Regions from separate parts of the Homo sapiens genome. Here region 2 is linked to region 1. Evidence: chromatin loops called from intact Hi-C (ENCODE). Cell type or tissue: prostate gland. All regions are shown on one strand. Each heading gives the region's core, and the rest is flanking DNA. Links, peaks and the distances in the headings are about the cores only.

Region 1 (2,814 bases), core at 246-2,745:
TAGTAAAGAATAAGTAATAGTAGTAATAAGGATCACTTATTGAGCACCCACTAAGGACCAGGCTCCATCCAGGTGCTTTATACTTGTTACTGCCAATCCTTACAATAGCCAGGAAAGACAGGTATTAGAGGCAGCCCAGAGTATTCAGGTGAGCTCCAGTTTTGTGTCCAGTCCTGAGGTTCAATTCAACTCCGTACTTTACAAATTATGTGTCTTTGGGGCAACTTTCTTAATTTTTCTGCATCTCTCATTCTCTTATCTGAAAATGATGACAAAATCTTCTTCAAAGGACAGATGTGAGGGTTAAACAGTAAAAGGCACACAAACAGCCTAGTGTAGGGTAAGTTCTCAACAAATGTGGCCAGAGATCTGGACGACCTGGGAAAAGTGAAATAGTGCCCTTAAAGGAAGCCCTCAGTGGAGATCCAGGCAGTTGCTGTGTCAGAGCAAAGGCAGGTCTCAGGTGGGGAGGGTTACAGGCAGGATGTATCATTTGCACTGGGTCTCCAAAGACAGGGGAGATTTCGTGGGGTTAAAGAATGATAACTAGTGGCTGGGTGTGGTGGCTCACACCTGTAATCCCAGCACCTTGGGAGGCCAAGGCAGGCTGATCACGAGGTCAGGAGATCAAGACCATCTTGGCCAACATGGTGTAAACCCCGTGTTTACTTAAAAAAAAAAAAAAAAAAAAAGCTGGGTGTGGTTGTATGTGCCTGGAATCCCAGCTACTCAGGAGGCTGAGGCAGGAGAATCGCTTGAGCTAGGGAGCCGGAGGTTGCAGTGAGCCGAGATTGCGCCACTGCACTCCAGCCTGGGTGACAGAGTGAGATTCCATCTCAAAACAAACAAACAAAGAAACAAAAAAAAAACCTGGTGATGGGAGTATAGATTGCTCCTGCCCTGGGCGACCTGTCTTTGTGATACTTATCCACATCTCAAGGTGTCTGGCTGGGTTATCCAGACTCAGCATAGGGGCTGGGGCTGGAGCTGGAGGAACTTTCTTGGCATTTCCCTCCTTTGTTTATTTAATCCTTTTCTCAAATTGAGTGTAAACTACAATTCTCACCAGCTGAGAAAGTGGAGAACCCCCACCCCACACCCCACCAGTGACCAGTGCAGACTACAGCTTGCCGTAGACCACTTATGGGGTCATGGTAAGACACTCTGCCCTCTCACCCATGACTTGGAGAGATCAGTTTTTTGGTTGCATGCGTGCCAAGCCATGGCATGCTCTGCGTTGGAACTTAGCAGAAATGGGAACCCCTGGCAACCCAGATGCTTAAACCAGGTGTCCTCAGCAAAATGGCCTCTGACTTCTATTGCCCAAGGCAACAGGGTATAGCTGGTTTGGTGATATGATTTTCTAATGATCCACATGTTAATAAGAATTGGGGAATCCAATGAGAGCCTGAGTAAAGTGAGCAAGCAAGCAAACAGAAATCTTCACGCAACAAACAACAACCACAATAACAAGCACACTGTACAAAATTCATGAATATTTGTGGTCTAAAATAAATGAATGAACATGAATGGAATTTCCTGAAGAAAGTGCTATTACCAAAACCATCATCTATTTTAGAGGTCGATGGAGAACTAGGCCTGTTTCCCGAGAACTGTCAGTGCAGAATTAAATGTGCTATGTGGCATTTCCATTCTGGGTAGTGAGTTATGTAGGATTGCTCCCGCCCTGAGCTCGGGGCCATCTCCAGCAGAATGAGAGGCAGGGACTGAGGGATGGTGCCGGGAAGCTGCCGCTCTGGGGATGGCAGGGCTCAAACTCTCCCAGGTCTGCAATGTCAAGGGTGCACCTTCCGGGGTTACCTTCTCGAGTTTATTACTGCAAGCTGGACATTTTCTCATGGGCTTATAGTGTTTATGCTTCTAGGGCTTAGCTGTTTTGGATAGCAAGGCTAAACATAAAAAAATGCCTCCTTTTCACAACACATCATACCCAGAACTTGACGCTGCCAACTTTCCTACAGCACTTTCTATTTCTTAAGGTGCTTTAACATGCATGCTCCCATTTGAAATCCACAGTAACCCCACGTGAAGGATGGTGATCTCCACTGATATGATGTGCAAACTGAAGGTCAGAAAGGCACATAACTGCCTTAGACTGCCTTAGATTGCCCAAGGGGCAAATAGTCCAGGCAGGATTAGAACATGAGTCTGCTGACTCCCAGTCCAGCACGCTTTCCTCCATGGCAAGCTGCCCTCAAATGAAACATAGCTCAAAGAGTAACGATGTCTAAGGCCAGTTACCCCATAGGCCTCTGGGAAAATACCTCTTACTTTCTGGATGAATATGCCCACTCACAATCAGCCACACCCCTTCCTGCCTCCCTCAGCTTGAGTCCCAGAATCACTTGGCTGTTTAGAACAAATGCATTTATGAGGGCCAGCTCCAGAGATTCTGATTCTGTGGGAACCTGCATTTTTGACACACTCACCAAGTGATTCTGATGCACATTAAATCTTGCGACTTGCTGGTTTATGGAATACAATGGATTTTAAAGGTCACTTGAGCCAGACATAATCTCATATGTAAATCTGTTTCCTCGAAAGGTAATTTTATTTAAAAAAGAAAAAAAATGAAAAAGGAAACAGGGTTACTTTCTGAAGGTCTTTTCCAAAGTTATACCTCATATCTAAATGTCCTCTCTCTTCTTTCTGGCTTCTCTCAATTTTCCAAGTCTTTTTTGTACCTTTCTTGTGTTACTCTCTCTGGTCCCTGAGCTGTATCCTGCTTATGGTACTATCCAGTTACTGAGTGTCTGTCTTGTGTGAGTCTCTATCCCTAACCCTGTGCACTCT
Region 2 (2,814 bases), core at 212-2,711, 65 kb before region 1:
AAATGTCTTCAATCACCAGAATGGGAGAAGTGAGGCTAAACCACCTCTGGGCCCTCTAATGCTTTTATCGTAGAATTGTAGCTGGAACAGGCTGGAGGAAACTGGGAAAGGTCACAAAATCAATCCCCCTGCCTGCACACTGCTTTATCCAAAGCCGTGAGGACCGTGGGTATCCCCATTCTCCTCAGAGATCACCAGAGAGGAGTTTTAGTAACACCCTCTGGCAGCTGCACCCTACCTCTAAGCTCACAACATAGGAAGTCTTTCACAGGGCCGATGGATGTCACATGACTTAAGGTCATTTCTCCTCATCCCATCCTTAGGGGTTGGAAGACATTCAGCTGTAGTCCTTTGGGATGACTTCATTAGGGAGAATGCCTCCAGCCATGTGGGTGGGAGAAACTCTTTTTATGAGACAGAATCCACTGCCAAGTCCCCTGTAAACAGAATTGTTACATATCAGGCCTGAAGGAGACTTCAGAGGCCATTCAGTCCAATTGCCCCTGAAGCTGGAGTCCTCTCAGCAGTGCCCCTGACTCACTGACCTCCAGCCTCGGCCCAGGACATCTCAGAAATTGGGAGCCCACCATTTCCCCAGCCAGTTCCTTCTATTTTCAGAGAGCCCTAGTGATCAGACATCTCTCTTTCCTGTTGGGCCCAGGTCCTCATTCTGCCTCTGGAGCTACATAGAAGAATTTGAATTCTTCTCTGAATGACAGTCTTTCCATGATCATCCTCACCTCAGCATTCCCCTTTTCAAGGATTAAAAAAAGGGTCAATCCGGCATTTTCAATCATCTCCCTGCTGCCCTAGCGCCCCCCTGCAACATATGGTCCAAACCACTAGGCAGAATCTTGGACTTTGTTTGTTCTAGTTATGAAATGGGGATAGCGGTGGCATCTGTTTCTGACTTCTAGGATGGCTATGAGGATTGCAATGAGATGAAGAGGTTTGTGCCCTCTGCGTTTTTTTCAACACCGATATAGCAGACCGTGAACTGGTGAGGGTGGGAGCTTCCACACATAGCTTCTTGGCCTCACTATCTTCACCTGCCTTTCCTAGCTGGGTGGTCTTAGGCCAGTCACTTCACCTTCCTGGGCATCAGTTTCTTTCTCTGGGAAATCAGAGAGCTGGATTAAGTGACTTCCAAGATCTCTTCTGGCTCAACAGCCTCATAAGGGCAGGTTTTGATGCCAACTCGTGCCTTGAAAGGTTCTGTATCTCAGATCCTGCTACCCTCTGCTCATCTATCCACTGGTGCTGACAGTGAACTAGACCAGAGGAGGAGAAGCTGTGGTTCTTGCCTCCTGGGAAACTACCTTTAGGTTCATGGGATAAAAAATAGACAAGAGGACATAATCGAAGGGCCAAATAAGATATTTTTTAACCATATGCCCCAAAAAGTATCCTGGAACGGGGTTCTCAACCCTGGTGTTGATGTATTGGTGAAAGCAACTGATTGTGTGTTGGCACCTTGCAAGCCATTACTGTGTTATTAGTATAGTTAACATACTGAGTTTGTGAGTGCATAATTTAACAATTAAAGAATGTGGCTCATGTCTGTAATCCCAGCACTGTGGGAGGCCGAGGCAGGCGGATCACTTGAGGCCAGGAGTTCAAAACCAGCCTGGCCAATATGGTAAAACCGTGTCTCTACTAAAAATACAAAAATTAGCCGGGTGTGGTGGTATGTGCCTGTAATCCCAGCTAGTCAGTAGGCTGAGGCAGGAAAATCGCTTGAACCTGAGAGTGAGCTGCGATCGCACAACTACACTCCAGCCTGGGTGACTGAGTGAGACTCTGTCTCAAAAAAAATAATTTAAAATAAAGAAGAATAAACTTTTTTTTTTCTAGTAAGGACAGTTATTCTTACTCCTGCATATTCTATGATAAGTTCTTAAATTGATAGGGAAAGGGGCAAAGTTATAGTTGGCATTTTATCTCCACTGCTCCTCATACCCCCAAGACTCCCCCTCTGATCCCTGACAGTGTCCCTTGGGAAGGGTGTGGTCTGTGGGATCCTCATTCAGCTTGAAGGTGGGGGTAACCTAAGGCTGCAAACCACTGACACACCTGATTGTAGATTGGGAGATGGAGGAAAGGGACCTGTGGACTCTGATGGAAGAGCAGGGACTCAAAAGGTGGACAAGCTTGCAGTACGCTGGGGCACGGCAAAGGGCAAGCAGTCACGGCCTGGGCAGGTCACCACTGTGTGTCATCTGGACTGGTACAATGGCCTGCCATTCTGCCTCCACTCTTGTTCCCCTGCAGAATATTCTCCATTCAGCAGCCAGAAGTATCCTTTGCAAACCTAAGTCAAATCATGGCACTTCCCTGCTCTGGACCCTTTAATCCCTTTCTAGCACACTATGAACAAAATCCCAATCAGTGCCAAGGCCTTCAAAGTTTATGAGCGTCAGCTTCTAGCGATTTCTCCCACTTCCTCTCCTCTCCTCCCCCACTCCTCACTACACTGACATCTGAGGCTCCTTGGACAAGGCAGGCGCACTGCTGCCTCAGGGCCTTTGCACTGATTGTTTCCGGGTGTGGGACTTGCCCCCTCACTTCACTGAGGTCTCCTCAGGGCAGCCTTCTGTGACCACCTCACCTAGAGTGACACTCCCTGCCATTCTCTCGTCTAACCCACCTCACTTTAAAATACTGAAAGCAATGGCAAAACCGCAATTACTTTTGCGCAAACCTAATAGTATTTATCACTAGCTGATGGTGTATTATATATGTATTAACATATTTATTACTTGTCGGTGCCACAGGAGGGCAGAGGGCACTTTGTCTTGTCTGCTTCCGTATTCC

What was found. Peaks named below come from ENCODE experiments on the same cell type or tissue, not always from the same donor. Only the 100,000 strongest peaks of a DNase experiment are listed, where the experiment ranks them.
Region 2: a loop joins it to region 1, with 2.6 times the contacts of the local background. A loop is called at or near these places in 3 of 110 quality-filtered maps.

What each region holds. Positions count from the first base shown.
Region 1 is chr18:45,521,372-45,524,185 of GRCh38, reverse strand. It overlaps a transcript of SLC14A2 not described here. Among named protein-coding and RNA genes, the nearest start is that of SLC14A2-AS1, 19 kb to the right of the region's middle. In prostate gland, for the core only: no CTCF peak of the experiment used is centred there; no DNase peak of the experiment used is centred there.
Region 2 is chr18:45,585,999-45,588,812 of GRCh38, reverse strand. It overlaps a transcript of SLC14A2 not described here. Among named protein-coding and RNA genes, the nearest start is that of SLC14A2, 28 kb to the left of the region's middle. RefSeq lists an enhancer at 1-431. In prostate gland, for the core only: no CTCF peak of the experiment used is centred there; no DNase peak of the experiment used is centred there; H3K27ac peaks cover 1,186 bases.